Regions from separate parts of the Homo sapiens genome. Here region 1 is linked to region 2. Evidence: chromatin loops called from intact Hi-C (ENCODE). Cell type or tissue: GM12878. All regions are shown on one strand. Each heading gives the region's core, and the rest is flanking DNA. Links, peaks and the distances in the headings are about the cores only. Region 1 has its middle 16 kb from the start of H3-5. Region 2 overlaps AMN1 (antagonist of mitotic exit network 1 homolog).

The links. Hi-C counts contacts between places; a loop is a spot of excess contacts. Peaks named below come from ENCODE experiments on the same cell type or tissue, not always from the same donor. Only the 100,000 strongest peaks of a DNase experiment are listed, where the experiment ranks them.
Region 1: it touches region 2 in a loop (5-fold over the local background); 3 of 110 quality-filtered maps call a loop at or near these places.

The regions. Positions count from the first base shown.
Region 1 is chr12:31,799,908-31,816,570 of GRCh38, reverse strand. It overlaps the pseudogene RNU6-1069P. Among named protein-coding and RNA genes, the nearest start is that of H3-5, 16 kb to the right of the region's middle. In GM12878, for the core only: no CTCF peak of the experiment used is centred there; DNase peaks (open chromatin) are centred at 5,200, 7,243, 9,180, 9,409 and 1 weaker place; H3K4me3 peaks cover 2,523 bases; H3K27ac peaks cover 5,247 bases.
Region 2 is chr12:31,675,985-31,692,647 of GRCh38, reverse strand. AMN1 (antagonist of mitotic exit network 1 homolog) reads left to right here. Exons shown (of 7, transcript NM_001113402.2): 6 at 3,530-3,641. Among named protein-coding and RNA genes, the nearest start is that of ETFBKMT, 25 kb to the right of the region's middle. RefSeq lists a silencer at 10,112-10,201. In GM12878, for the core only: a CTCF peak has its summit at 10,337 (motif pointing left); DNase peaks (open chromatin) are centred at 9,977 and 10,337; H3K27ac peaks cover 523 bases.

The sequences.
Region 1 (16,663 bases), core at 3,948-11,947, 130 kb before region 2:
TGCAGTACAGCAGGAGAAAATGATGTCAGCTTGCCCCATTATTGGTGGTATTAACTTTGATTAACTGTTTTCACTGTCACATTACTATTTTTCTTTTGTAATTAATTAGTGGTAATTAATTGTGTTATGATAAGATGCTCCTTATCAAACTTTCACTGACTAGTTGTAGTATCAATTAATTACATTTAAAAATTTAAAGAAGGGCCGGGTGTGGTGGCTCACGCCTGCACTCCATCCTGGGCGACAAGAGCAAGACTCTGTCTCAAAAAAAAAAAAAAAATTTAAAGAAGAAACATTGTTTTAAACTTAGATTCAAACATCAGTTTGCTACTTATCAGCTGTGTGACCTTAGGGCAACTCACCAGATGGCTCTGAGCCTCAGTTTCCTCATGTGTAGATTGTAGATAATAATATTTTTCTCATAAAATTGATGTGGGTAATACATATAAAGTACTTAGCAGAGCGATTACCATTTATTTTATTTCACTAGTTTTTACGGAAATTCTTTAAATTTTAGTAGTGTGTAGGAAGAGATCATCTTTGTCCTAATAGAGATTATACTCTAGTCTAGAGTAGAGGTGAGCAAACTTTTTCTGTAAAGAGCAGATGGTGGCTGGGCACCGTGGCTCACGCCTGTAATCCCAGCACTTTGGGAGGCTGAGGCCGGCAGATCACCTGAGGTCAGCAGTTCAAGACCAACCTGGCCAACATAGCAAAGCCCCATGTCTACTAAAAATACAAACATTAGCTGGGCGTGGTGGTGCATATCTGTAATCTCAGCTATTCAGGAGGCTGAGGCATGAGAATCACTTGAACCCAGGAGGCGGAGGTTGCAGTGAGCTGAGACTGCACCACTGCACTCCAGCCTGGGCAAAAAGAGCGAAATTCCATCTCAAAAAAAAAAAAAAAAGCAGACGGTAAATATTTTAGGAGCCAAATGGGCAATACATAAATGAATGCATTTTACTGTATTCCAAAAACTTTATTTATAAAACAAGTGGTAGGCTGGACTTGGCCCATGGGCTGGAGTTTGCTGATCTCTGGTCTAGAGCAAACAGACCAACAAGAAAATATAATTACAAACAAACAAAAAACCCAGCCAAACAAAAATAAATAAAAATAATTACAAATCATAAGTGTTCTGAAGGGAAAAGATAGGTTTTAGGGGATTATATAACAGTGACCTCACCTTGTCTAGAATGTCAGGAGTAGCAACGCTAAAGCAGTAGCATTTACACTGAGACCTAGAAAGCAGGTAGTCATTAACTAAATATGTGGTGGCAGGGAGCTTATCAGGCAGAGCAAATAGCATATTCTAAGGAAATGAGGGAGAAAGTTACATAACTTTTTCTTTCTTTTTTTTTTTTGAGACAGGGTCTCATTCTGTTGTCCAGGCTGGAGGGCAGTGGTGCAATCATGGTCAGCTGGAGCCTTAAACTCCTGGGCTCAAGCAATCCTCCTACCTCAACCTCCTGAGTAGCTGGGACCACAGGCGTTCTCCATCATGTCCAGCTATTTTTGTATTTTTTTGTAGAGATGGAGCTCTCACTATGTTGCCCAGGCTTGTCTTGAACTCCTGGACTCAAGTGAGCCTCCTGCTTCACCCTCCCAAAATGCTGGGATTACAGACATAAGCCACAGCACCAGCTGAACTTTTTTTTCTGAGACGGAGTCTTGCTCTGTTGCCAGGTTGGAGTGCAGTGGCAAGATCTCGGCTCACTGCAACCTCTGTCTCCTGGGTTCAAGCGATCTCCTGCCTCCGCCTCCCAGGTAGCTGGGACTACAGGCGCATGCCACCACGCCCAGCTAATTTTTATATTTTTAGTAGAGACGGGGTTTCACCGTGTTGGCCAGGATTGTCTCAATCTCTTGACCTTGTGATCCACCCGCCTCAGCCTTCCAAAGTGCTGGGATTACAGGTGTGAGCCACCGCACCTGGCCAGCTTTGAATTCTTAAAAAATGTTCAGCTGAGGCCAGACACGGTGGCTCACACCTGTGATCCCAGCACTTTGGGAGGCCGAGGCTGGTGGATCACAAGGTCAGGAGATCAAGACATCCTGGCTAACACGGTGAAACGTCGTCTCTACCAAAAATACAAAAAAATAGCCAGGCATGGTGGCGGGCGCCTGTAATCCCAGCTACTCAGGAGGCTGAGGCAAGAGAATCGCTTGAACCCGGGATGCGGAGATTGCAGTGAGCCGAGATGGCGCTACTGCACTCCAGCCTGGGCGACAGAGCCAGACTAAGTCTCAAAAAAAAAGAAAAAAGAATTCAAAGCCAATGTAACTAGAGGGCAAAAAAGAAAGAAAAATGATGTGGGGAATCTCTGAATGAATAATCATTTGTTAAAAGATTCCCCACATCATTTTTCTTACTTTTCTTGCTGTGTGCTAGGCATTATTCTAGCTAAAAGGAATACACTGGTGAACAAGACTAATAAGGTCCCTGCCTCTATGGAGTTGACATTTGGGATAGAGGTGGGTGTTGGAGATGGACAATAAACACGTGAATACATAATTACATATTTAATATGTAATTATATAGACGTATGTGCATGTGTAAATGAATGTGTTTACAAATTACAAGTACCAAGAATAAGATGCATTTTGTTCTTTGAAACAGGGTCTTGCTCTGTCACCCAGGCTGAAGTGCAGTGGTGCAATCCTAGCTCACTGCAGCCTCAACCTCTCAGGCAATCCTCCCACCTCAGCCTCCTGAGTAGCTGAGACTACAGGTGCACGCTACTACATCCAGCTAATTTTAAACAATTGTTTGTAAAGGTGGAGTTTCACCATGTTGCGCAGGCTGGTCTTGAACTCCTGGGCTCAAGTGATCCTCCCACCATGGTCTTCTAAATTGTTGGGATTACAGGTGTGAGCCACTGTGCCCGGCCTGGAGAGGGCTTTCTGAGGAAGTGACATTTGATCCAAGACTTGAACACTGAGAAAAGGCCAAATACATGAAAGCAGAAAGAAGAATGTTAACAACTGTGAAACAACAAAAGCAGATGCCCTGAGACAATAAAGAACCACTGCTGAGGAAGGAACCTAGAGGGAGCCAAAGGGAGAGGGCTGTGAAACAAAATGGGAGAGGCAGGCAAAGGCCAGATCACACAGCACTGGAGTTCATGGTGAGAACTTTGGACTTCATTTGAAATGCACTGAAAATCAAAGGCAAGATTTTACTGAAGGGAGTGTGACATTACATTTTAAAAAGATTATTCTGGGTGCAGTGTGAGGAATGCAATAGAGAAAAAACAAGATTGAAAGCAGAAAGGAAGTTAAAAGGCTTTTGGACTAATCAGGTGAGAAACTATAAGGTAGTTAAAATGAGGGTGGTGACAGTATAGATGGAAGGAAATGAACAGATTAGAAAGATACTTAAATGATAAAATTGATGGAACTTGGTGATTTGTTAGATATGAATACTAAAAGAGAAAGATGGTCCCCAAGCTCCTGAAAGGAGAAATTGGATGAATGTTGGTGCCATTCAATGGGATATTCAAGTGGAAATGTTAAATGTGCAGTTGAATATAGGCGCTCAGGCCGGGCGCGGTGGCTCACGCCTGTAATCCCAGCACTTTGGGAGGCCGAGGTGGGTGGATCATATGAGGTCAGGAGTTTGAGACTAGTCTGGCTAACATGGTGAACCCCATCGCTACTAAAAATAGAAAAACTAGCCGGGCATGGTGGTGCATGCCTGTAGCCCCAGCTACTTGGGAGGCTGAGGCTAGAGAATGACTTGAACCCAGGAGGCTTGAACCCAGGAGCCGAGATCGTGCCACTGCACTATAGCCTGGGTGACAGAGTGAGACTCCGTCTCAAAATAATAATAATAATAATAATAATAATAATAATAATAATAATAATAATAAAAGGAAAATAGGAGCTCAGAGGCTGGGCACGGTGGCTTGTGCCTGTAATCCCAGCTGTCTGGGAGGCCGAGGCCAGTAGATCGCTTGAGCTCGGGAGTTTGAGACCAGTCTGGGCAACATGGCAAAACCCCTTCTCTACAAAAAAATACAAAAATTAGCTGGTGCTTGGTGGCTCATGCCTGTAGTCCCAGACACTTGGGAGGCTGAGGTGGGAGGATGGCTTGAGCACTGGAAGTCAAGGCTGCAATGAGCCATGATCGCACCATTGCACTCCAGCTTGGGTGACAGAGTGAGACCCTCTAAAAAAAAAGGAAAATAGGAGCTCAGAGGAGAACTGGGGACATATTTATCCACAGGTGGTAATCAGAGCCATGGATGTGGTTAATAACCTGGCCAACGTGGTGAAACCCCGTTGCTAATTAAAAAATACAAAAATTGGCCGGGCATGGTGGCTCACGCCTGTAATCCCAGCACTTTGGGAGGCTGAGGTGGGCAGATCACCTAAAGTCAGAAGTTTGAGACTGGCCTGACCAATATGGTGAAACCCTGTCTCTACTAAAAATACAAAAATTAGCCTGGCGCAGTGGCGCACACCTGTAGTCCCAGCTACTCGAGAGGCTGAGGCAGGAGAATCACTGGAACCCAGGAGGCAGAGGTTGCAGTAGGCCGAGATCGCACCACTGCACTCCAGCCCGGGCAACAGAGGAAGACTCCATTTCAAAAATAAAAAATAAAAAATTAGCCAGGCATGGTGGCACACGCCTGTAATCCCAGCTACTCAGGAGGCTGAGGCAGGAGAATAACTTGAACCTGGGTGGCGGAGGTTGCAGTGAGCCAAGATTGCGACACTGTACTCCAGCCTAGGGGATAGAGTACGCACTCCAGCCTGGGGGATAGAGCGAGACTCTGTCTCAAAAAAAAAAAAAAAAGAAGAAAAGAATTAGCTGGGCCTGGTGGCAGGCGCAGCTACTGGAGAGGCTGAGGCAGGAGAATCGCTTGACCCCGGGAGGCTGAGGTTGCAGTGAGCTGAGATCGCGCCACTGCACTCCAGCCTGGACTAAGAGCGAAACTCCGTCTCAAAAAAAGACTGGCAGAAGAGCATAAACTGACAAAGGAGTCTAAAAAGAAATGAGCAGAGATGCAGGCAGAACACCAGGAGAGCATCATGTCACAGAATGCTGCTGAGAGTTAAGGAATACGAGGATTGAAAAACAGCCACTGGATGGAAAGACAAAGGGGTCATTGATAGCGTTGGGAAGAGTCATTTTGGGGGAGTGGATGAAGCTAGATTGCAGTGTCAAGGGAATAAGTACAAGTGACAGGGAGTGTAGATGACTGTGAGAAACGTAGACATAAAAGGGAAGAGAGATAGGCCACAGACTCATCCCTCCATAAATAACAGTTTTGTTATTACTATTTACTAGTCATTTTTCAAAAGCAAAACTTTGAGACATTTATTTACTTCCCCACATTACCAATTATTACATCATAATTCTGAGTGGCTGTCTTATATCTTCTCAGAAAAAGTGCACTATTGAGTGGCTGGCATCTCATAGAGAGCTTCAGTCTTTGGTCATAGCATTAGGAGCCCTTGGTTTCACAGGTCATTTAATAGATTGTTTAGGTACTTACACTTAAGATTTTCTTTCTTTTTTTTTTTTTTTGAGACTGAGTCTCGCTCTGTCGCCCAGGCTGGAGTGCAGTGGCACGATCTCGGCTCACTGCAAGCTCTGCCTCCCAGGTTCACACTATTCTCCTGCCTCAGCCTCCGGAGTAGCTGGGACTACAGGCGCCCGCCACCGCGCCCGGTTAATTTTTTATATTTTTAGTAGAGACGGGTTTTCACCATGTTAGCCAGGATGGTCTCGATCTCTTGACCTTGTGATCCACCCGCCTCGGCCTCCCAAAGTGCTGGGATTACAGGCGTGAGCCACTGCACCCGGCCTACACTTAAGATTTTCACCTAAGTATCCAATTTACTTGTTTAGTGGATTTTTTGATTAATTAATTTTTTTTGGAAACAGAATCTCACTGTCACCCAGGCTGGAGTGCAGTGGTACAATCATAGCTCACTGCAGCCTCGACCTCCCAGGCTCAAGTGATCCTCCCACCTCAGCCTCCCAAGTAGCTGGGAACACAGGCATGCACGACCATGCCCGGTTAATTTTTTTACTTTTTGTAGAGATGAGGTTTCACCATGTTGCCCAGTCTGGTTCTCGAACTCCTGGGCATAAGTGATCCACCTGCTTCGGCCTCCTAAAGTGCTAGGATTACAGGTGTGAGCCACTGTGCCCAGCCTTAATTAATTATTTTAACATTAATTTTATTTTTTTAAAAAATAAGCAGGCCAGGCATGGTGGCCCATGCCTGTAATCCCAGCACTTTGGGAGGCCGAGGCAGGCAGATCATCTGAAGTCAGGAGTTCGAGACCAGCCTGGCCAACATGGTGAAACCCCATCTCTACTAAAAATATAAAAATCAGCCGGGCGTGGTGGTGCACGCCTGTAGTCCCAGCTACTCGGGAGGCTGAGGCAGGAGAATCGTTTGAACCCGGGAAGTGGAAGTTGCAGTGAGCCGAGATCTCGCCACTGTACTCCAGCTTGGTGACAGAGCGAGACTCCGTCTCAAAAAAAAAAAAAGCAATACATCCAAATGCTTCAAAATTCAGAAAGAGGCCAGGCACGGTGGCTCACACCTGTAATCTCAGCACTGTGGGAGGCCAAGGCAGGCGGATCACCTGAAGTCAGGAGTTCGAGACCAGCCTGGCCAACATGGTGAAACTCCATCTATACTAAAAATACAAAAATTAGCCGGGTGTGGCGATGCACACCTGTAATCCCAGCTACTCGGGAAGCTGAGGCAGGAGAATCACTTGAACCTAGGAGGCGGAGGTTGCGGTGAGCCGAGATCGTGCCACTGCACTCCATCCTGGGCAAGGGGGAGACTCTGTCTCAAAAAAAAAAAAATTCAGAAAGAACTAAAAGTTCAGTGAAAGTTTACTTTTCACCGTATTCCTGAACCCCTAGTTTCCTTCCTGGGGCAGCTGTACTTTATTTAACCAGGAGCCTAGTGATGAACATTTGCTTGTTAACAGTCTTCTATTATGAATGAAACAATGGATAATCTTGTATATGTCATTTTGTGCATACGTGAGTGTCTTCAGTCTATTTCCCTAGAAGCTGAGACTGGTGGAGCTTCGTAGGCAAGTGATTTATTAGGAAAGTAGTCTAGGTAGAAATCTAGGAGGGTGAGGGAGGGAAGCAGGCCAGGGGAGGGGAAGAAGGAAAGCAAGAATGGTTTCAGGGGAAGTCTAGACTCAGCCTATTCCTACCGGGAGCCCTGAAGCATAAAGTGCAAGCAGAATCTGTCTGCCCTTAGGCAAGGGACCAGAACATTTGTACCCTACCATAGACAGTCACTGGTTAAAGCAGCACATAACTCCCATGAACTTCATGTCCAGGTGGCTCTAATCATCCAAGTCCAGTCCCCTGGGGTTGTAGGTACAAACCATTACCAGCAGCACCCACAGCTCCTGGGGGAATGGGCACCACAAAATGGTAGCAGGGATCCCCAGGGATTGAGGTGGGGACACCAACAGGTTTCTGCCACAGTGGATATGTTGATGAAAAGAGTCAAACTCTGTTAAATATTTGAAGAGATTTATTCTGAGCCAAATATGAGTGACCATGGCCCATGACACAGCCCTCAGGAGATTCTGAGAATATGCGCCCAAGGTGGTCGGGGCACAGCTTGGGTTTTTTTTTTTTTTTTTTTTTTGAGACGGAGTCTCGCTCTGTCACCCAGGCTGGAGTGCAGTGGCGTGATCTCTGCTCACTGCAAGCTCCACCTCCCAGGTTCACGCCATTCTTCTGCCTCAAGCCTCCCGAGTAGCTGGGACTACAGGTGCCTGCCACTGCGCCTGGCTAATTTTTTGTTTTAGTAGAGACGGGGTTTCACCGTGTTAGCCAGGATGGTCTCGATCTCCTGACCTCGTGATCCGCCCACTTTGGCCTCCCAAAGTGCTGGGATTACAGGCATCAGCCACTGCGCCCGGCCAGCTTGGTTTTATTCATTTTAGGGAGACATGAGTCATCAATCAAATACATTTAAGAAATACATTGGTTTGGTTCAGAAAGGCAGGACAATGCAAAGCCGGGGCTTCCACGCTATAGGTAAATTTAAATACTTTCTGGTTGACAGTTGGTTGAGTTTATCTGAAGGCCGGGGATCAATGGAAAGAAAATGTTCAGGTTAAGATAAAGGATTGTGGAGACCAAGTTTTATTGTGCAGAGGAAGCTCTCAGATAGCTGACTTCAGAGAGAGCAGGTTGTAAAATGTTTCTTATTGAACTTAGAAGGGTGCCTGGCTCTTAGCTGATTATCTCCTGGATCTGGAAAGGAAGGAAGGAAAACAAAGGGGGAAAGGGGATTCTCTACAGAATGTGGATTTTTCCCACAAGAGACTTTGCAGGGCTGTTTCAAGATATGGCAGAGAAACATGTTTTGCAGTAAAATATTTTGATTTTCTTCCTTGTTATGCCAGAGTCAGATTGGAAAGTAAGTCACAATATACAGGATTAAATAAAACCCATCTGATGAGAATTGATGATTTGTAGGGCATGACTCCCCAGACCCCTTAGATAGGAATTTGGGCAAAAAAAAAAATCAGAGCTTAGTCCTCATATATCACTATAGGATACATTCCTGGAGGTAAAATTGCTGGATGAAGTCAACACTATTAGTTGCCTATTTAAAAAATATCCCCCTCTACACATACACACACACACACACACACACACACACACCCCATTTTTTGTAATAGAACCCTGCTTTTATTTGAAATAGCCATGTGTTCAATTTAAAAACTCACTTTCCCATCCTCATTTGCACTTGTGCTGGTCATGTGACGCTGCTTTTAGCAATAAGATGAAGGTGGTGGTTTCTGAGGGTAGTGTCCTTTTCAGAATAAAAAGACAAAGCTTATTTGCCTTCTTCTTCCTTTACTTTATATTCCTCTTTCTGCCAGGAATATAAATGTGACTCTGTGGTGTCACGCGCATCCGTGTGAAGAGACCACCAAACAGGCTTTGTGTGAGCAACAAGGCTGTTTATTTCAACTGGGTGCAGGCGGGCTGAGTCCAGAAAGAGTCAGCGAAGGGAGATAGGGGTGGGGCCGTTTTATAGGATTTGTGTGGGTAGTGGAAAATTACAGTCAAAAGGGGTTTTTCTCTTGCAGGCATAGGTGGGGGTCACAAGGTGCTCAGTGGGGGAGTTTCTAAGCCAGGAGAAGGAATTTCACAAGGTTAATCGCTCAGTTAAGGTGGGGCAGCAACAAATCACAATGGTGGGATGTCATAAGTTAAGGCAGGAATGGGCCATTTTCACTTCTTCTGTGATTCTTCAGTTACTTCAGGCCATCTGGATGTATACGTGCAGGTCACAGGGGATATGATGGCTTAGCTTGGGCTCAGAGGCCTGACATGTGGGTACAGCAGCTATCTTGTGACCATGAAACGGAGGCAGGAAAATGAAGACCTGTGCACCAAAATGCAGGAAGTCAACGTCATATGTATTAAAATACACTGCGGTAAGTGTCTTCTCTTTCCCAAGTCTCGGTGCATAATTATGTCAACAAAAAGAGTCAAACTCTGTAAAATATTTGAAGAAATTTATTCTGCCAAACATGAGTGATCATGGCCCATGACACAGCCCTCAGGAGATCCTGAGAATGTGTACCCAAGGCGAATGGGGTGCAGCTTAGTTTTATACATTTTAGGGAGACATGAGACTTCAATCAAATACATTTAGGAAATACACTGGTTCAGTTCAGAAAGGCAAGACAACTGGAAGGGGGCTGCCAGGTTGCAGGTAGATTTAAAAATTTTCTGGTTGACAATTGGTTGAGTTTATCTAAAGACCTGGGATGAATAGAAAGGAAATGTCTGGGTTAAGATGAAGGATTATGGAGACCAAAGTTCTGATGTGCAGAGGAGGCCTTCAGGTAGTGGGCTTGAGAGAGAATAGGCTGTAAAATGTTTCTTATCAGACTGAATTCTGTGTTGATATTAATGCCGGAGAGGTATAACAAGGCATGTCTGACCACCCCCTTCCATCACGGCCCGAACCAGTCTTTCAGGTTAAATTTTAAAAGTGCCCTGGCCAGGAGAAAGTCCATTCAGATGGTTGGGGGGCCTTAGAATTTTATTTTTGGTTTAGAATTATTACACAACTTTACTTTCATTTATATGGTATTTTATGAATTACAAGTATGCTTTCACAGACCTTTTCCTTCCACCTCACTTTATTTTTACAGTGTCTCCCATCCACATGACAAGTATTGGTGAGAGGTGACAGCGTGCTGGCAGTCCTCAGAGCCCTCGCTTGCTCTCGGCACCTCCCCTGCCTGGGCTCCCAGTTTGGTGGCATTTGAGGATCCCTTCAGCCCCCCCACTGCACTGTGGGAGCCCCTTTCTGGGCTGGCCAAGGCCGGAGCCCACTCCCTTAGCTTGCAGGGAGGTGTGGAGGGAGAGGCACGAGCGGGAACCGGGGCTGCCTGCGGCGCTTGCGGGCCAGCTGGAGTTCCGGGTGGGCGTGGGCTTGGTGGGCCCCGCACTCGGGCAGCCAGTCAGCCCTGCTGGCCCCAGGTAATGGGGGACTTAGCACGCGGGCCAGTGGCTGCGGAGGGTGTACTGGGTCCCCCAGCAGTGCTGGCCCACCGGCGCTGCGCTCGATTTCTCGCCGGGCCTTAGCTGCCTTCCCACGGGGCAGGGCTCGGGACCTGCAGCCCGCCATGCCTGAGCCTCCCACCCCCTCTGTGGGCTCCTGTGCGGCCCGAGCCTCCCCGACGAGCACCACCCCCTGCTCCAAGGCGCCCAGTCCCATCGACCACCCAAGGGCTGAGGAATGCGAGCAAACGGCGCAGGACTGGCAGGCAGCTCCACCTGCAGCCACGGTGCGGGATCCACTAGGTGAAGCCAGCTGGGCTCCTGAGTCTGGTGAGGACGTGGAGAGTCTTTATATCTAGCTCAGGGATTGTAAATACACCAATCAGCACCCTGTGTTTAGCTCAAGGTTTGTGAGTGCACCAGTCGACACTCTGTATCTAGCTGCTCTGGTGAGGACGTGGAGAGTCTTTATATCTAGCTCAGGGATTGTAAATGCACCAATCAGCACCCTGTGTTTAGCTCAAGGTTTGTGAGTGCACCAGTCTACAGTCTGTATCTAGCTGCTCTGGTGAGGACGTGGAGAGTCTTTATATCTAGCTCAGGGATTGTAAATACACCAATCAGCACCCTGTGTTTAGCTCAAGGTTTGTGAGTGCACCAATTGACACTCTGTATCTAGCTGCTCTGGTTGGGCCTTGGAGAACCTTTATGTCTAGCTCAGGGATTGTAAATACACCAATCGGCACTCTGTATCTAGCTCAAGGTTTGTAAACACACCAATCAGCACCCTGTGTTTAGCTGAAGGTTTGTGAGTGCACCAATCGACACTCTGTATCTAGCTGCTCTGGTGGGGCCTTGGAGAACCTGTGTGTGGAAACTCTGTATCTAACTAATCTGATGGGGACGTGGAGAACCTTTGTATCTAGCTCAGGGATTGTAAACGCACCAATCAGCGCCCTGACGAAACAGGCCACTCGGCTCTACCAATCAGCAGGATGTGGGTGGGGCCAGATAAGAGAATAAAAGCAGGCTGCCTGAGCCAGCATTGGCAACCAGCTCGGGTCCCCTTCCACACCGTGGAAGCTTTGTTCTTTCACTCTTTGCAATAAATCTTGCTACTGCTCACTCTTCGGGTCCAGGCTGCTTTTATGAGCTGTAACACTCACCGCGAAGATCTGCAGCTTCACTCCTGAGCCAGCGAGACCACGAACCCACCAGAAGGAAGAAACTCCAAACACATCTGAACATCAGAAGGGACAGACTCCAGACGTGCCACCTTAAGAGCTGTAACACCGCGAGGGTCCGCAGCTTCATTGTTGAAGTGAGACCAAGAACCCACCAATTCCGGACACATTGGTACTCTTGAAAAAAAAAATCTCCCGCAGTACTAAAAGCTAATAATTCATTGATGACTAATTTTGACTTAGTTTACTTTCCTTATAACAACTAGCTGAGATGAGCTACTCTAAAAGTATAGGATGTAAAATATGGGAAAAGTAATCTTGTAACAAAGAGTCTTTTGGGAAGGGATCCATACCCCAAAATAGAAGTACAGGGTAGAGTCCGGTGAGAGCACCAAAGATCAAAAAAAAGATGCAGTAAATGGGAGGGAAGGAGGGCAGAAGGGATACCCATGTGTTACTGAAGTCAACTTTTATTTATTCTGAAGTTTTGCACTATAGTCTGTGGGAAATACATTTTCTCTGTATTACTGAGTGTTCCTGCAAACTCAGGCTCTTGAACCACAGATATTAATCTACTATGAAAATGAAAATGCTTGCTTTCATTTCCCCCATAAATATTTGTTCTCTACAACCTTCATTATAGAGACACTGGCTTCCACTTAAAGGATAATAAAACTTCTCTTACCTGGAGGCAGAGCCTTACATTCCAGGATAGGGAACTTCCCCTCCTCCCTAGAAAGATCTCTGAAAGAATGTAGAGAACTATCTCTCCATGAGTTTGCAAGTCAAAAGTGGAGAAAAGCCTCAAAGAGGCTGATTTTATCTTCCCAGTAGAGATAGATACTTAGATTCCAAAAGGTGAGAATCCACAAACTCCTTTCCTTTTTGTTCCTAAGGAAAATGTGTTTACCTTAGGGAACAAAGCTTTTCCCTCTCCTTTGAGGAGAGTCTCTTTCCTATATGAATTCTCAGGCTTGAGGACAACTCAGCAATGTCGCTGTGGCTACTCTTATTGCTGTGAGTAAATAAAGCTCTGATCTTTGACTAGACGAAACCTGATGTTTCGTCTAGTATCTATTTATCATCTCTATCTATGTGCTTATTTATGACTATGCAAGTGGGGTAAGATCTCACATCCATCACAGTTGCCTTTTTTTTTTTAAGAGACAGGGTCTTGCTATACTGCCCAGGCTGGTCTGAAACTCCTGGCCTCTAGCAATCCTCCCACATTGGCCTCCCAAAGTGTTGGTATTACAGACATGAGCTACCTTGCCTGGTCCCATCACAGTTTTTGATTTGACATAATCCTCCTTTAAAAAATTGGTAAATTATGCTTGCTTCAGCATATATATGTGTATATGTGTGTACATATGTATATATACACATGCGTGCATGTATGTATATATGCACATGTGCGTGCACGTATGTATATATGTACATGTGCGTGCACGTATGTGTGTATGCACATATGTGTGTGTGTGTGTGTGTGTGTGTGTGTGTGTGTATTTTTTTGAGACAGAGTCTCGTTCTGTTGCCCAGGCTGCAGTGCAGTGGCGTGATCTCGGCCCACTGCAAGCTCCGCCTCCCGGGTTCACGTCATTCTCCTGCCTCAGCCTCCTGAGTAGCTGGGACTACAGGTGCCCGCCACGGCGCCCGGCTTATTTTTTGTATTTTTAATAGAGACGGGGTTTCACCGTGTTAGCCAAGATGGTCTCGATCTCCTGACCTTGTGATCTGCCTGCCTTGGCCTTCCAAAGTGCTGGGATTACAGGTGTGAGCCACCGCGCCCGGCCTAGCATATATATTAAAATTGGATGTTACGAAGAAGATTAGCATGCCTCCTGTGAAAGGATGACATGCTGACGTGGAAATTCGTGCTCCATATTTTTTCTTAACTGGTAAATTACTATTTAATAGTGAATCACCCAACATTGTGGGGTTTTTTTGTTTTTTTGTTTTTTTTTTTTGAGACAGAGCCTCACTGTGTCTCAGCCTGGAGTGCAGTGGCATGATCTTGGCTCACTACAACCTCCACCTCCTGGGTTCAAGCGATTCTTCTGCCTCAGCCACCTGAGTAGCTGGGATTACAGGCCGGCCCATGCCACCACACGCAACTAATTTTTGTATTTTTAGTAGAGATGTGGCTTTGTCATGTTGCCCAGGCTAGTCTGGAACTCCTGGCCTCAAGTGAGGCCCACCTCAGTCTCCCAAAGTGCTGGGACTACAGGCATAAGCCACCGCTCTGGGCCTGTATTTCTAATATATATATATACAAGATCATTTATGTAGTTTACTGCCAAAAATGGAAGAAACCTCATCATGAAGAGACATTTAGAAAACCTAAATTGATGAACATTCTAAAAATCTATTTGTCTGTGAAGACTAAGCTCTGATTTTTTTTTTTTCATCTTGCCTAAATTCCTATCTTAAGGGTCTGGAGAGTCATGGCCTACAAACTATAAATTCTCATCAGATGGGTTTGATTTAACCCTATATATCGTGACTTACTTTCCAATCTGACTCTGGCATAACATTATGTGACAAAGAAGAAAGTCAAAATATTTTACCCCAAAACATGTTTCTTTGCCATATTTTGAAATGGCCCTGCACAGCTGTCCTTTGGAGGGGAAGATTCACATCTGTAAAGAATCTCTATTAACATAGCTATATCTTTTTCTTCCAGGCCCTCCGAACCCTGAAGAGATCATCATATATATGTGCTGCCGAAGCGAGCACTCCTGAAGAGATTAACTAAGAGTCTAGCACCTTTTAAGGTCTGAATAGGAAACATCTGTCATCTATTCTCTCTAAGGGCAGCCACTATAAGAGTTCAAAAGAAACTTGCTCGCCACAATCTTTTTTTTTTTTTTTTGAGATGGAGTCTCACTCTGTTGCCCAGGCTGGAGTAGAGTGGCACCATCTTGTCTCACTGCAACCTCCACCTCCCAGGTTCAAGTGATCCTCCTGCCTCAGGCCCCCTAGTAGCTAGGATTACAGGCACGCATCACCATGCCTGGCTAATTTTTTTTTTTTTTTTGAGATGGAGTTTCATGCTGTTGCCCAGGCTGGAGTGCAATGGCGCCATCTTGACTCACTGCAACCTCCATCTCCTGGGTTCAAGCCATTCTCCTGCCTCAACTTCCCGAGTAGCTGGGATTACAGGCGCCTGCCACCACGCCCAGCTAATTTTTGTATTTTTAGTAGAGAAGCGGTTTCACCATGCTGGCCAGGCTGGTCTCGAACTCCCGACCTCAGGCTATCCGCCTGCCTCAGCCTCCCAAAGTGCTGGGATTATAGATGTGAGCCAGTGCGACTGGCCTAAGTGCTGGGATTACGGGAGTGAGCCGCTGCGCCTGGCCTAAGTGCTGGGGTACAGGCGTGAGCCACCAGGCCAGCGAAGTCTCCACAATCTTTTTTTTCTTTTTTTTTTGAGGCAGAGTCTCCCTCTGTCACCAGGCTGGATTGCAGTGGCGATCTCGGCTCACTGCAACCTCTGCCTCCCAGGTTCAAGCAATTCTCCTGCCTCAGCCTCCTGAGTAGCTGGGACTACAGGAACGCACCACCAACCCCAGCTAATTTTTGCATTTTTGGTAGAGACAGGGTTTCTCCATGTTGGCCAGGATGGTCTCCATCTCTTGACCTCGTGATCTGCCCACCTCTGCCTCCCAAAGTGCTGGGATTATAGGTGTGAACGACCGTGCCCGGCCCCCACAATCTTTTATCTTAACCTGAGCATTTCCTTTCTATGGATCCCAGGTCTTTAGACAAACTCATCCAATTGTCAACCAGAAAATGTTTAAATTTACCTATAGCCTGGAAGGCCCCCCGACCGACGCCCTCCCGCCCCCGCCCCCGCCGCCCCTCCACTGCCTTATCTGCTTTGAGTTGTCCCGCCTTTCTGGACCAAACCAATGTACTTCTTAAATGTATTTGATTAATGTCTCATGCCCTCCCTAAAATGTATAAAACCAAGCTGCACCCAACCACCTTGGGCACATGTTCTCAGGATCTCCTGAGGGCTGTGTCACAGACCATGGTCACTCATATTTGGCTCAGAATAAATTTCTTTAAATATTTTACAGAGTTTGACTCTTTTTGTCAACACTGTGCACTTCAAAAATGTTCATGTCATAGAAAACAAAGTTTGAGGAACTGTTCTAGATTAAAGGAGCCCAAATAGACACGAGAACTAAATGAAATGTGTGAAGGGAGAAGGATTGTTACAGAAGGCATTACTGGGACAATTGGCAAAATTTGAATATGGACTATATATTGATAATCATAGTGTATCAATGTTAAATGTCCTGAATTTGGTGATTGTACAGTAAGAGAATATCTTTCTTCAAGGATAGACACTAAATTATTTAGGCATGTTGGGTTGTGATATCTATAACTTAATTTCAAATGGAGAGAAAGAGAAAAAAACAAATGTGGCAAAATGTTTACTAACAATTAGTGATCTAGGTGAAGGGCGTTTCAGTTCATTGCACTATTCTTGCAACTTTTCTCTAGTTTATATTGTTTTCAAAATAAAAGGTTTTGTGAAAGAAGGAAAAACATTCCCAACAAGAAAAGCCTAGATCTGATGCTGTGGCTCACATCTGTAATTCCAGCAATTTGAGAGGCCGAGGCAGGCAGAACACTTGAGGCCAGGAGTTCCAGACAAGCCTGGCCAACATGGTGAAACCCGGTCTTAACTAAAATACAAAAATTAGGCTGGGTGCAGTGGCTTACCCCTGTAATCCCAGCACTTTGGGAGGCCAAGGCGGGTGGCTCACCTGAGGTCAGGAGTTTGAGACCAGCCTGGACAACATGGAGAAACCCTGTCTCTACTAAAAATACAAAAATTAGCCGGGCATGGTGGCAGGCACCTGTAATCCCAGCTACTTGGGAGGCTGAGGCAGGAGAATCGCTTGAACCCGGGAGGCAGAGGTTGCAG
Region 2 (16,663 bases), core at 5,518-13,517:
CGTTGCTATAATGAATTCCCAAAAATGGAACAAATGGATTAATAGGTATGAATATTTTTTTAACAGTCCTAAATTGTTTTCCATAAAAGTTATGCTATGAGTATGCAATTTCAGTAAGACCCTAATCTGCCAGAAATATTTTCTTTTTTTTAATGCCTTAATTTAATATGTTTTTTTTCGTTTGTTTTTTTTTTTTGAGACAGAGTCTCACTTTGTCACTCAGGCTGGTATGCAGTGATCTCGGCTCACTGCAACCTCCACCTCCCGGGTTCAAGCGATTCTTCTGCCTCAGCTTCCCAAGTAGCTGGGACTACAGGTGCACACCACCACGCCCAGCTAATTTTTGTATTTTTAGTAGAGACAGGGTTTCACTATGTTGGCCAGGCTGGTCTCGAACTCCTGACCTCAGGTGATCTGCCCGCCTTGGCCTCCCAAAGTGCTGGATTTGTTCTTTTTCTAAAATAATGTTACAGCTGGGTGCAGTGGCTCACACCTGTAATCCCAACACTTTGAGAGGCTGAGGCGGGTGGATCACTTGAGGTCAGAGTTTGAGGCCAGCCTGACCAACATGGTGAAACCCTGTCTCTACTAAAAATACAAAAATTAGCCAGGCATATTTGCACATGCCTGTAATCCCAGCTACTTGGGAGGCTGAGGCAGAAAAATCACTTGAGCCCTGGAGGCAGAGGTTGCAATGAGCCAAGACTGCTCCATTGCACTCCAGCCTGGGCAACAAGAATGAAACTCTGTCTCAAAAAAATAAATAAAGTAAAATAAAATAAAATAATGTTACATCTAAAGCCCCGCTCAATTATTCTCCCTTTCTGCCTTCAGAAGTAACCACTATCCTAAATATGATTATGTATCTCTCCTTGCATGTTTGGATACCTTTTCTTTTTTTTCTTCCTGTGGACCCTGCTCAGACAGAAATGGATACTTTTTCTATTATGTACAAATCTATAAATAAGATATAGCCTTGTTTTATATGCTTTCAAATTTTACATAATAGCTTCATAATATATGTCCCTTTACAATTTGTTATTCAAAATTATGTTTTCTGAAATTTTTCAGGTATAATTGAGGTATAATTTACATACAAGAAAATTCACTCATATTATGTGCATAGTTGGATAAATTTTGGTAATTGTTATACAGCCATATAACCACCACCACAATTGATGTATAGAACATTTTCATCACCCTAAAAAGTTGTCTGTGTTCTCTGTGGTTTTATTTTGTTTTTTTGTCTCTGGTCCTTTGTAGTTGATCCCCTTCTGTGACCCTCTCTTAGGCAACCACTGATTTACTTTGTCATTGTTTTGGCTTTTCTATAATTGTATATAAATTCAATTTTATATACATATAATTTTATATAATGGAATTCTGCAGAATATAATATACTATTTTGGTTTTTATTTCTTTATTTTACTTCCTTCACTTAGCATAGTGTTTGTGAGATTGATCCATGTTATTGCATATGTTAATATTTCATTCCTTTTTTTTTTTTTTTGAGACGGAGTCTTGCTCTATCACCCAGGCTGGAGTGCAGTGGCATGATCTCGGCTCACTGCAACCTCCATCTCCCAGGTTCAAGTGATTCTCCTGCCTCAGCCTCCCAAGTAGTGGGGACTACAGGCATGTTCCACCATGCCCAGCTAATTTTTTTGTATTTTTAGTAGAGACGGGGGGTTTCACCATGTTAGCCAGGATGGTCTCGGTCTCCTGACCTCATGATCCACCCACCCTGGCCTCCCAAAGTGCTGGGATTACAGGCATGAGCCACCACACTCAGCCCCTTTTTATTGCTAAGTAGTGTTCCATAGTATGGATATGCCATAATTTATTTATAATTTTACCATTTGATGCAAAGATAAATAGCTGGGAATTAAATGTAAACAGCTTTTGCACAGCAAAAGGAATAGTCAGCAGAGTAAACAGATAACCCACAGAATGGGAGAAAATCTTCACAATCTATACATCTGACAAAGGACTAATATCCAGAATCTAGAACAAACTCAAACAAATTAGCAAGAAAAAAGCAAACAGTCCCATCAAACAGTGGGCTAAGGACATGAATAGACAATTCTCAAAAGAAGATATACAAATGGCCAACAAACATGAAAAAATGCTCAACATCATTTGTGATTACGGAAATGCAAAGCAAAACCACAATGCGATACCACCTGACTCCTGCAAGAATGGCCATAATAAAAAAAATAAAAAAATAATAGATGTTGGTGTGGATGTGGTGAACAGGGAACACTTCTACACTGCTGGTGGGAATGTAAACTAGTACAACCACTATTGAAAACAGTGTGGAAATTCTTTAAATAACTAAAAGTAGAAGTACCATTTGATCCAGCAATCCCACTACTGGGTGTCTACCCAGAGAAAAAAGTCATTATACGAAAAAGATACTTGTACACACATGTTTATAGCAGCACAATTTGCAATTGCAAAAATGTGGAACCAATGCAAATGCCCATCAATCAACGAGTGGATACAGAAACTGTGGTATATGTATACAATGGAATACTACTCAGCCATAAAAAGGAATGAATTAATGGCATTCACAGCAACCTGGATGGGATTGGAGATTATTCTTCTAAGTGAAGTAACTCAGGAATGGAAAGGCAAACATCATACGTTCTCACTCATAAGTAGGAGCTAAATTATGAGGATGCAAATGCATAAGAATGACATAATGGACTTTGGGGACTCAGGGGGAAAGGGTGGGAAGGAGGTGAGGGGTAAAAGACTAAAAATCGGGTTCAGTGTATACTGCTTGGTTGATGGTTGCACCAAAATCTCACAAATGACCACTAAAGAACTTACTTATGTAACCAAATACCACCTGTTCCCCAAAAATCTATGGAAATTTTTAAAAAATTTAAAAATAATTTTATCATTTGATGGACATTTGGGTTCCAATTTTGGACTGCTGCAGACATTTGCATACAAACCTCTGTGTAGACATATGTTTTTATTTTTCTTGGGTAAATGCCTACGAGTGAAATTGCTGGGTCATATAGCAAATACATGTTTAGCTTTATAAGATACTACCATACTGTTTGCCAAAGGGTCTGAACTAACATGTTTGAGATTTATGTCTATTAATACAAGTAGATATTTTTCATTTTAGCTGTTTTCTATAAAGCATTGATTTTCCCGTTCTCCACTTTTTTTACTATTACAAGTAATACTGCAAAGGGCATATTTATAAATTGTTTCCTTGTGCACATGTAGAAGAGATTCTCTGTAGATCAACAATTGGAATTGCTGAGTTCTGGGGCATACTCATCTTCAGCTTTAATAGCTATTACACATTACTTTATAAAATGGTTGGGCATTTAACTTTTTAAGCTGCTCCTTCCAAATTACTTCAGACTTATATTGGTCTTTTCTATATACTTTTTTTTTGCAAGTAGATATCTGGTTCTTTTTGTATCAGAATGTTTCTCAAAATTGTTCATACTGTTATTATAGATCTTTGTTTTCATTTGACTTTATTTTCTTTATTTTTGCATAGGAGATTCATATGGGACATTGTGTAAATCTGACTGATGGGGCTGTCGAAGCTGTCCTTACTTACTGTCCTCAAATACGTATATTACTCTTCCATGGATGCCCCTTGATAACAGGTTAGTGCAATAGATTGCTTGGGTTCAAATTCTGGCTTCATCTTTTACTGTGTGACCTTGAGTACATTACTTAACCCATTTCATTATTCAGTTTCCTCATCTGTAAAACAGGCATAATGAGAGTACCTACCTCATAGACTTAGTCATGATTATCTGACAATTCTTTATTTTATTTTATTTTATTTTAATTTTTTGGGAGACGGAGTCTTGCTCTGTCACCCAAGCTGGAGTGCAATGGTGCAATCTCAGCTCACTGCAACCTCCACCTCCTGGGTTAAAGCAATTCTCCTGCCTCAGCCTCCTGAGTAGCTGGGACTACAGGTGCACGCCACCATGCCAGGCTAATTTTTTTTGTATTTTTAGCAGAGACGGGATTTCCCCGTGTTGCCCAGGCTGGTCTCTAACTCCTGAGCTCAGGCAATCCGCCTGCCTTGGCCTCCCAAAGTGCTAGGATTACAGACGTTAGCTGCCGCGCCCGGCCTCTGACAATTCCTTATGTGGTGGCCTTGCACATAGTAAGAGCTCAATAAATGTTAGTCATGATAACGATAAATGAAGGTGGTAATGGTGGCCAGTGCTCAATAAATGTTACCTATGAAGAAGATTATGATGGCAGCAGTAGTTGTGTTCATGATATTGAACATGATGCTTTATGTAAACAATAAGAAAATTTCAAGTTTATAATATTACATCTATCAAATACACTAAATGACTTGTTAACTATTATCAAACTGTAGACATTAGGATCAGAATAGCCGGGCGTGGTGGCTCATGCCTATAATCCCATTACTTTGGGAGGCCAAGGCGGGTGGATCACCTGAGGTTGGGAGTTCGAGACCAGCCTGACCAACATGAAGATACCCCATCTCTACTAAAATTACAAAATTAGCCAGGTGTGGTGGTGCGCACCTGTAATCCCAGCTACTCGGGAGATTGAGGACGGAGAATCACTTGAACTCGGGAGGTGGAGGTTGCAGTGAGCTGAGATCACGCCATTGCATTCCAGCCTGGGCAACAAGAGCGAAACTCCGTCTCAAACAAACAAACAAAAAGTCAGAAAAATTTGGACTCTTAGGCTAATGTGGCTCTTCACTGGAGGAGAACAAAACAGCAGTAGCCCATTTTGCCTGTATAAGAGCCATGGTATATATCCTCCTACCCTAGAAACCATGGCACCCTTTCATATTACCCCTATAATAGGTCCACACCGTAATATAAACTGGATCTAACTTGTAAATCAGTAGTTATGCCCAGTCCTTCCAGCTCATTTTTCTTATTACAGTCTAAATAATTATTCCAATTATTCTTTTTTTTTTTTTTGAGACAGAATCTCGCTCTGTCACCCGCCGAGGCTGGAGTGCAGTGGTGCAATCTTGGCTCACTGCAACCTCTGCCTTCCAGGTTCAAGTGATTCTCCTGCCTCAGCCTCCCAAGTAGCTGGGACTACAGGCGCATGCCACCACATCCAACTAATTTTTGTATTTTTAGTAGAGACGGGGTATCACCATACTGGTCAGGCCAGGCTCCTGACCTCATGATCCACCCACCCCAGCCTCCCAAAGTGCTGGGATCACAGGCGTGAGCCACCATGCCCAGCCAGTCTAAACAATTATTCTGTAGGTTAAGCTATTATCCTGGAAGTCCCTTTGACAACTTCTCTTTTATTTTTAGGAAGTCCCTTTGACAACTTCTCTTTTTTATTTTTAGGTTGCCAGCCTTAACCAAGGCTGTAACCATAGATTGTATCTGGGTATCAGTGACATCTGTAGTGAAGATTAGATCTTTATGCAAAGACATTTCTTAAGAAACTAGAGCCAGTAAGGACACTGGTGGCCGGGTGCAGTGGTTTATGCCTGTAATCCCAGCACTGTGGGAGGCTAAGGTGGGTGGATCACTTAAGCCTGGGAGGTCGAAGCTGCAGTGAGCCATGATCACCCCACTGCACCCCAGTCTGGGTAACAGAGTGAGACCCTGTGTCAAAAAAAGAAAAAGAAAAAAGAAAAAAAGAAACTGTTAACTGGGGTTAGCTGCACAGAAAGTTGTGAAGGAACAAGAGTAGGAAAAAAAATGTCATTGTATACCCTTTTGTATCTTTTGAATTTTATATCATGTGGATTATTTTTAAACTATTAAAAATTAATTGGTTGGACGTGGTGGCTGTCAGCACACAGATGATCCCTGACTTAAAATGATCAATTTACAGTTTTTCGACTTTACAATGGTGCAAAAGCCATATGCATTCAGTAGAAGCCATACTTCAAGAACCTGTGCAAGCATTTTTTTCACTTTCAGTATAATATTCAATAGATTACATGAGACAGTCAACACTTTATTAAAAAATAGGCTTTGTGTCGGAAAATTTTGCCCATCTGTAGGCTAATTTAAGTGTTCTGAGCATGTAGGCTAGGCTAAGCTATGTTGTTCAGTAAGTTAGGTATATTGAACACATTTTCGACTTTGTGTATTTTCGACTTATGAGTTTGTCAGGGTGTAACCCCATCATAAATTGAGAAGCATCTGTAGAGAGAAGCAATAAATACCAATTTTCTTTTTTCTTTTTTTGAGGCAGAATCTCACTCTGTCACCCAGGCTGGAGTGCAGAGGCATGATCTTGGCTCACTGCAACCTCCACCTCCTGGGTTCAAGTGCTTCTCCTGCCTCAGCCTCCCAAGTAGCTGGGATTACAGGCTTGCACCACCCTACCCAGCTAATTTTTGTATTTTAGTAGAGACAGGGTTTCACCATGTTGGCCAGGCTGGTCTTGAACTCCTGACCTCAGGTGATCCACCTGGCTCAGTCTCCCAAAGTGCTGGGATTACAGGCATGAATCACCATGCCTGGCCTAAATACCAGTTTTCAAGTCTGGAAAATATACTGGAGTGGTTAATCAGATTTTCAAACCAAGGAGTCTTTTGAGATAAATTATGTCATTATGGAGATCACTAGTAACCAAAGATATGTTAACAGATCATGGATTTAAGATAAATGCCTAGTTGATGTGATTTCAGACACCAGGAAAGCTTAATGACACTAAATGATTAATGAGTGCAATGAGCTTAATCACACTAAATGATTGCAATGAGCTGAGATCACGTCATTGCACTCCAGCTTGGGCAACAAGAGTGAAACTCCGTTTCCAAAAAAAAAAAAATAATAACAAATGCGGTTGAGCATTCCTTTTTTCTTTCTTTCTTTCTTTTTTTTTTGATAATGAGTCTTGCTCTGTCGCCCAGGCTGGAGTGCAGTGGTGCAATCTTGACTCACTGCAACCTCCGCCTCCCAGGTTCAAGTGATTCTCCTGCCTCAGCCTCCCAAGTAGCTGGGATTACAGACGCCCGCCACCAGGTCTGGCTAATTTTTGTATTTTTAGTAGAAATGGTGTTTCACCATGTTGGCCAGGCTGTTGTCGAACTCCTGACCTCAGGTGATCTGCCCGCCTTGGCCTCCCAAAGTTCTGGGATTACAAGCGTGAGCTACCACGCCCAGCTGTTTGAGCGTTCTATAGTGGAAAAAATGTGAAAGTCATGGTATTAACTAAATTTTCATTTAAGAGTGTGGGAAGAATGATCCTTCAATGGACAGCTTTGGAGGGACCAAGGGAGACAAAAGTAGAATTGCTGTTAATGTTGAACCTTAAGAGCCATCTTTGTTCAACATACAAATTAAAATACCATTATAGGCCAGGCGAAGTGGCTCACGCCTGTAATCCCAACACTTTGGGAGGCTGAGGTGGGCAGACCACTTGAGGTCAGGAGTTCAAGACCAACCTGGCCAACATGGTGAAACCCTGTGTCTACTAAAAATACAAAAATTAGTTGAGTGTGGGGCTGGGTGCCTGTAATCCCAGCTACTTGGGAGGCTGAGGCAGGAGAATAGCTTGAACCTGGAAGGCAGAGGTTACAGTGAGCCAAGATCTCCGCACTGCACTCCAGCCTGGGCAAGAGTGGGCAGGACTCTATCTCAAAAAAAAAAAAATAATAATTATGGAAAACAAAATTTATAAAAATCTAAAAGATATGTGATATAAATGTAACTCACTTAAGAAGCATCTTAGATTTTGTATTCCCCGTATGTTTCAGAGCAATTCTATTGGTTTTACCTTCGTATTTTTATGTTGGTGATGAGAAAACACTTAACCATTTGTAGGTTTCAGTAATTGAAATAATACTTTCTGGTAGTATTTTTCAAATAGACCCCAGGACCCATTTACATTCTTAAAAATTATTGAGGATCCCAGGCCGGGCGCGGTGGCTCACGCCGGTAATCCCAGCACTTTGCGAGGCCAAGGCAGGTGGATCACAAGGTCAGGAGATCGAGATCATCCTGGCTAACACGGTGAAACCCTGTCCGTACTAAAAATACAAAAAAATTAGCCGGGCATGGTGGCGGGCGCCTGTAGTCCCAGCTATTCAGGAGGCTGAGGCAGGAGAATGGCATGAACTTGGGAGGCCGAGCTTGCAGTGAGCCAAGATCGCACAACGGCACTCCAGCCTGGGCAATAGAGTGAGACTCCATCTCAAAAAAAAAAAAAAAATCACTGAGGATCCCCAAAGAGTTTTTGTTTATGTATATTTGTTAAATTAAAATTTCTATTAAAACAGATAAATTTTAATAGACATTCATTTTTTAAAAATCGTAAATCTATTACCTAGAAAAGAGATATATTTTCATTCAGATCATCACTTTTCAGATCATTGTGGATACTCTTCTTTGATACCCCAAAACTCAGCAAGTGGTAATTTCTTATGGGTTGTTGCAATGTGGAACTTGAAAACATATCAATGAACTTTGCGTACATTTTGTTATGATGCACTTTTCATACATTTGTGTTATGATGCACTAGTCTGTCTTGAATTTTGAGTTGATCTTTACCAATGCATGATTTTGTAACATCATGCATTGGCAGTTCGGAAAATATTGGTTCTCTGAGTTATATAGATCTTTTAAATATTGACACATTTTATTATCCAAAACAAAAATCAGTTGTTAACATAATAACTGATGTCATTAGAAAGGTCCTGGATAGCTTTCAAGATCACAGTGGCAGCTACGAGGCTTCCAAAATTCACTTGAAAGCTAAAGCTTTATCACTGACAACAAATTCTGTCATTTGTTTTCTTTGAAATGACAGCCTCATTTCTTCTATTTTCATGAAATAGTCTGCCAAGTACTCAAATAAGAATAACCTTACACTGTAGTCATTGTATTAGTCCGTTTTCACACTGCTGATACAGACATACCCAAGACTGGGTAACTTATAAAGAAAAAGAGGTTTAATGGACTCACAGTTCCACGTGGCTGGGGAAGCCTCACAATCATGGCTGAAGGCGAAAGGCACGTCTTACAGGGTGGCAGGCAAGAGAGAATGAGAGCCAAGAGAAGGGGTTTCCCCTTTTAAAACCATCAGATCTCATGAGACTTATTTACTATCATAAGAACAGCACAGGAAAGACTTGCCCCCATGATTCAATTACCTCCCACCGGGTCCCTCTCACGACACATGGGAATTGTGGGAGCTACAATTCAAGATGAGATTTGGGTGGCGACACAGTCAAACCATATCAATCATTCTTTTAAAAAGTAAAAATGGTGTTCCATGAGAAAAGTAACTAGTTCAGTTCACAACCCTGAAAGGGTCTCAGACTACAGAATATGCAGACTACACTTTGGGAACCACTGCTTTATGGTAAAGAAAAATTATCAGTCAACTTCAACATTTGCAGCAAGAATAGCATATCATTTTCTGGCCAGGTGTGGTAGCTCACGCCTGTAGTCCTGCACTTTGGGAGGCCAAGGCAGGCAGATCACTTGAGATTAGGAGTTTGAGACCAGCCTGGCCAATATGGTGAAACCCCCTCTCTACTAAAAATACAAAAATTAGCTGGGCATGGTGGCGCACGCCTGTAATCCCAGCTACTCTGATGGCTGACGCATGAGGATCACTTGAGCCTGGGGGGCAGAGGTTGCAATTAGCCAAGATTGTGCCACTGCACTCCAGCCTGAGTGACAAGGTGAGACACTGTCTCAAAAAAAAAAAAAAAAAGAATAGCATACCCCTTTCAAATCACTTCTTATATTTTTGTGTGGCTGCCAGAAGTAGTGGAAGTAGACATTGAAATGGCAGGAGTTCAAAATATTTGGAATAAAAATATTTTTGATCTGGAAGATCACAGTTGGTAAATGCTGGACTAGGTGTTACCGTTACATGATCTAAAAATGACCTTTGGGGCCCTGTGTTGTTTACTTCTTCACAGCAACCAGGACTGTTAGCTCAAAAGCCCATCATCACCAAATCAAATGTTTACACATCCAATTGTTTAAGTATAGCCTAAATAACCAAATTATTAGCCATCTATCTAGAGCCCACCTGCTTTACATACCCTGCAAACTACACTCAACGTCTACTATCCATAGATAAAAACCCCAGGCTATAAAAGACCCCAAATCACTGCTGCCCTTTGGAGCTCTGTAACCCAGAGACACCCCCCCACCCGCCCCGCCGATCTTGCTGCTAAACAACGTCATGACACATACACCCTCTCTCTAGTCCTCCAGGAATTCTCTTACCCTCCCCCTTCTGAGTAGTGGCCGCCCTACACTGTCGCTGCCTTTGGAAGGTCTCATGCTGTGAGGGACTTCCCGGCATACAAACCTGTCAAAGCGCTGTCCAAAGAGAGCTTGTTGTGTCCCACTGCCACCTTGTGGTCACATCTTTTTCTTTGTTCTGCCCTGAAATCCTTCAGATTCACTGCAGTTACATGGTGTGCCATAACATAAAACAAAAAGTGTTTATATGTCCAAAAAGTTTGTGAAGGGCAACATGCCACTATTATGAATGTTAATTTGTCAAAGGCTCTGAGAAATACTATAGCTAAGAAACTGTTTAACTTCGTTTGTCCAAGCATTTCCAAATTTCTAGCACAGAACACTTTTTTGATTACCCTAGCCAACTCCATCACATTTTAAAATGTTATTTTTCTGATCCCTGATTTCACAGAATAGGAAAGTGAGATATTGAAATGTTATTTGTGTCAGGGTGCGGTGGCTCATGCCTGTAATCCCAGCACTTTGGGAGGCCAAGGTGGGTGGATCGCTTGAATGCAGGAGTTTGACACCAGCCTGGGCAACATAGAGAAACCCTGCTTCTATAAAAAATTGTTTTAATTAGCTGGGCATGGTGGTGCACACCTATAGTCCCAGCTACTCGGGAGGCTGAGGTGGGAGGATCGCTTGAGGCCCCAGGGGTTTGAAATCAGCCTGCACAACATTAACTGAGACTTGCTGTCTAATAAAATAATAATAGTGCTAAGACTAAAACTAAAATCTTAAGATACAGTAAAACGAACGCTGATCCCATCCACGCCATCTCTCCAGAACATCGAATAAATCACTTAACTCTTATGGATCTCGACTTTGCCTTGTGCATAATGGCCAATTATCATAACATTGAGAGATCTAATATTAATAATAATGCAAGAGGCCGGGCATGGTGGCTCACGCCTGTAATCCCAGAACTTTGGGAGGCCGAGGCAGGTGGATCACCTGAGGTCAGGACTATGAGACCAGCCTGACCAACATGGTGAAACCCTGTCTCTACTAAAAATACAAAAATTAGCCAGGCATGATGATGTATGCCTGTAATTCCAGCTACTCAGGAGGCTAAGGCAGGAGAATTGCTTGAACGCAGGAGGCAGAGGTTGCAGTGAGCCAAGGTCATGCCACTATACTCCAGCCTGAGCAACAAGAGCGAAACTTCGTCTCAAAAAAAATAAATAAAAATAATAATGCAAGAGTTCATACAATATATTCTACCTTGAGTCATCACATCAAAAAAAATAAATTTTTTAAATAGTTCATATAAAATGGCTTTTATTAATAAACTAAAGAGAAAAAAGCTGAAGAAATTTTAACTACCCAGATCACTTCTACTCTTCCCACTTAACCATCAGTACCCCTAAATCTTCTATAATGATATATTTTTGCTAACATCATTGAATGGAAGTAAAGTGGGCTAACATGTTCACCTTATATTTGATTTTTAATTTCTTCTTTTTCCAAGGAAGATAAATGCTGGTTGTGTTTGTGGGGGTTTTTTGTTTGATACATGGAAGGCCTTTCTTCTTTCGTGACACCTTATATAACATGATTCCTCTTATATATTCATATGGTTGCTCACATATGAGTATTTAAGACCATAAAATTTATATTATATAGAAAGTATTTACTATACTTGCATATGCATGTGCAATTATAATATTGTTACCCTCAAAGCAACCTGACTCCCAGATTAGCACTGCTCACTGTAATTTCCCATCAGATCTCCTGAATTAACCTATTTTCTCGACTATGTTTCTAAGTATTTATAAAATTTCTTAACCTTAGTTAGAATAAAACATAACTTCACATTATGAATTAGGACTTGAAACTGTTAGAAGTACTCTGAGTTGGTTTCTGCAGAAGAGATAAAAACTAAGCTGCTATTAGAAATATGAAAATTATGGTTTTGGCTGTGTATGGTGGCTCACGCCTGTAATCCCAGCCCTGTGGGGGGGCCGAGGCAGGCGGATCACCTGAGGTCAGGAGTTTGAGACCAGCTTGGCCAACATGGTGAAACCCCGTCTCTACTAAAAATACAGAAATGAGTCGGGCGTGGTGACGGGTGCCTATAATCCCAGGTATTTGGGAGGCTGAGACAGGAGAATTGCTTGAACCCGGGAGGCGGAGGTTGCAGTGAGCCAAGATCACACCACTACACTCCAGCCTGGGCAACAAAGAGCAAAACTCCATCTCAAAAGAAAAGAAAAGAAAAGAAAATTATAGTTTTATAGATGTTACAACAGCATGAAAATAATTTTTAAACTTACTAAATCTTTTTTTTTTTTTTGAGATGGAGTTTCACTCTTTGTTGCCGCCTGGAGTGTAGTGGTGCGATCTTGGTTCACTGCAACCTCCACCTCCCGGGTGCAAGCGATTCTCCTGTCTCAGCCTCCTGAGTTGGGATCACAAGCGGGTGCCACCACACCCGGCTAATTTTTTGTATTTTTAGTAGAGACAGGGTTTCACCATTTTGGCCAGCCTAGTCTCGAACTCCTGACCTCAGGTGATCTGCCCACCTCAGCCTCCCAAAGTACTGAGATTACAGGTGTGAGCCACCAAGCCTGTCCTAAAACTTACTAAAGCATTTTAATTCAATTAGGTCTTCAATGATTATCAGTAAGTTCACCTCACATACCTTTGCTAATCTCCTACAGCAGACATGCATTGCCGTTTCTCATAGTTATCTAAGCATGTTTGACAGTATTCAAAGACATGGAGGATTTTAGAAGGGCAATAAAGCAGTTAGAGAGTCCTTATGTTTTACCCTGAGAGGCAGGAGAATCCAACAGGAAATCTGCCGCTTTCAATTTAGTCGACTTGAATTTTAATCTTATCTGAGGATTTGTTTTAACCTGATTTAAAGGCAAGTTCTTTTTTTTGAAATGGAGTCTCACTCTGTTGCCCAGGCTGGAGTGCAGTGGCACCATCTCAGTTTACTGCAACCTCCGCCTCCCAGGTTCAAGCGATTCTCCTGCCTCAGCCTCCTGAATAGCTGGGATTAAAGGTGTGTGCCACCATGCCTGGCTAATTTTTTTGTATTTTTTTAGTAGAGATAGGGTTTCACCATGTTGACCAGGCTGGTCTTGAACTCCTGACCTCAGGTGAGCCACCTGCCTCGGCCTCCCAAAGTGCTGGGATTACAGGTGTGAGCCACCACACCCAGCCAGCAAGTTCTTTACTTAGATTCTGGATAATGTAGATGTCAGGATTTACCACAAAGAGCCAAAACAGTATTTTAAATTTTTATTTATTTATTTATTTATAAATAGAGACGGGGTTTCGCCATGTTGGTCAGACTGTCTCGAACTCTTGGGCTCAAGAGATCCACCCACGTTGGCCTCTCAAAGTGCTGGGATTACAGGCGTGAGCTGCCATGCCCAGCCAAAACAGTATTTTAAGACCCAAGTGGTTTGCTTCAGGGTTTCCCTTTAATTAAAGCTGGTTCCTTGCTTAAAGGAGAACTCATTTTTTTATTTCATATTTGTCTTAATCCTGTATTATTCTGTTTCCTCATTATTCATTCATTCATTACTAATCCTACATGACATGTTTATTTTTGCCAGATCACTGTAATGAAACATTAGGACTTTGATCATTATTTGTAAAAATGTGTTCAGCCATACTTTTTTCACTGTGTGTTCTCTAAAAATGTCTAAATTACATTTCCTTTGAACATTTGAAAAAAATACTTTGTTAAAAGTTTGTATTCTTTGGCCGGGCACGGTGGTGGCTCACGCCTGTAATCCCAGCACTTTGGGAGGCCAAGGTGGGCGGATCATAAGGTCAGGAGTTCGAGACCAGCCTGGCCAATATGGTGAAACCCCATCTCTACTAAAAATACAAAAATTAGCCGGGTGTGGTGGTGGGCACCTGTAGTCCCAGCTACTCGGGAGACTGAGGCAGGAGAGTCACTTGAACCCAGGAGACGGAGGTTGCAGTGAGCTGAGATGACACCATTGCACTCCAGCCTAGGCGACAGGGTGAGACTCTGTCTCAACATAAAAAAAAAAAAAAAGTTTGTATTTCCCATAGTTTCTTCTTCTTCTTGGTGTTCCAAGTGCTCCTGCCATGAATCTTTCAAAAAATGCTCTCCATCTATATTGTCATAGATTTTTACAGAGGTGGTCAACAGTTCCTTAGAGGTTGGGAGGCAGAAAGGTATACCTTTCCTCACCCATCATAAGGGTCAAGGCTGACAGTCCTATACGAAAAGGGAGGTTAATAAGAGAAAGGCGTAACAGGTTTATTTGGTCAAAGATTTATAAGAGACTTCAGAAATGAAGAGCCAAACACCCAGGGAAAACTGCTTGTTTTTATGCTTATGAAGCATGGACAGCCATGTAGAGATGTGACTGGAAAAGAGAATGAACTAATAGTAAGAGTGGAGAAACCCAGCAAGGCCTGTTCAGATTCTTCTTGGCCTTTCTGTGTGACCTTCCTTTTTCCAGGGTATAGGGCGGGGCCACTCTGGAATGAGGGCCTTATGATCTCCTATCTGACAAGGGTACATCAGAGAATTTCTTTATGGCCAGCTCCTAGGCAGAAAGGCTGGGGAAGTTTAGAGTAATATTTGTAGGTTTTATGTCTTCCTTTGGGGAAAAGGGTTCTAGTTTCTGTGACCCACCTTGGGGAAGAGGAATCCTGGTTTCTGTGACTCACTTGCGGAGAATGAAGGGTAAGAGATAGGAGGGCAGGAGAAGGTCAGAGACCTTGGTTCTGAGGTGGATTCTGAGGCCTTCCAATGTCCTTTAGTTCAAAGTACTCAGCATGCCAAAGTGCCATACTTTGGGGAATCCTTTTCTGAGCCCCAACAAGGTCATCTATACAACTCCCTCATTTTAAAGATAAGGGAACAGAGATACAATTGATTTAAGTGGCTTGCCCCACATCTTAGAAATAGTTGATAGAACTGGAAGTAAAACCTAAGTCATCTGAACCACAATCTATAATTCCTTCCTGAGCCTTTAATGTAAAGTGGCTTAACTGTTACTAGGATAGAGAAACAAATAGGAAGGTGACATCAAGCATCAGTCGGGTGATTAGCATAAATGACCCGTTAGCCCTTTTTCAGTCTGGAGAGTATGTGATTCTTTTTCTTTTTCTTTTTTTTGAGACGGAGTCTCGCTCAGTCACCCAGGCTGGAGTGCAGTGGCGCGATCTCGGCTCACTGCAAGCTCCGCCTCCCAGGTTCACGCCATTCTCCTGCCTCAGCCTCCCGAGTAGTTGGGACTACAGGTGCACGCCACTACGCCCAGCTAATTTTTTTGTATTTTTTAGTAGAGGCGGGGTTTCACCATGTTAGCCAGGATAGTCTCGATCTCCTGACCTCGTGATCCGCCCGTCTCGTCCTCCCAAAGTGCTGGGATTACAGGTGTGAGCCGCCGCGCCCGGCCAAGAGAGTATGTGTTTCTATAAAATGTTCTGCCAAGAGATTATGAAATACTTAGCGACCCCATAGTTTTTCCCTGTAGCATAATAAAGGCATTGAATATTCTTATTTAAACCCACAGTCCTAAATACTCTATCTTCATGGGAAGAAGCTGCCTAAGGAGACTGTAATATAACACTGCCATCTGGCATCAAAAATTTTTAATTACATAAAAATGTTACATGCTTACTATTGGAGGGAAAAGCATCTTCCTATAATGTGCAATAGTGAATTCAAAACAGAATAGTGACAAATGTAGACAGAAGACAAATTTTATATATGTTTGATAACATATTCACAACTTGGAAAAATGCCAAAATGATTGTAGACACACCAGCTAAAATGAAATTGGGAAGTGTTGGCCAGGCGCGGTGGCTCACACCTGTAATTGCAGCACTTTGGGAGGCCAAGGCGGGCAGATCACGAGGTCAGGAGATCGAGACCATCCTGGCTAACATGGTGAAACCCCATCTCTACTAAAAATACAAAAAAATTAGCTGGGGGGGCCAAATTCTGGCTAATTTTTGCATTTTTAGTAGAGACGGGGTTTCGCCATGTTGCCCAGGCTAGTCTCAAACTCCTGAACTCAAGCGATCCACCTGCCTTGGCCTCCCAAAGTGCTGAGATTACAGGTGTGAGCCACCTTACCAGGCCCCATCTTATTGATTTCTGCAAAAAATAAAAAGCCAGCTTGTATTTTGATATGAATTTCATTGAATCTATAGGTAATTTGGGAAATATTGCTATCTTAATAATATTAAGCCTTCTGGTTTGGATTTCTTTATTTAGGTCTTTAATTTCTTTCAATAAAGTCTTATAGTTTTCAGAGTATAAGTTTTTCACTTTCATTTGATTTATTCCTAAGTATTCTATTCTTTTTGATGGTAACATAAATGGAGTTATTTTCTAGTTCATTTTTGGATTATTCATTGTTGATGTATAGAAATACATTTGATTTTTATATATTGTTCTTGTACCTTGCTGAACTCATTTATTC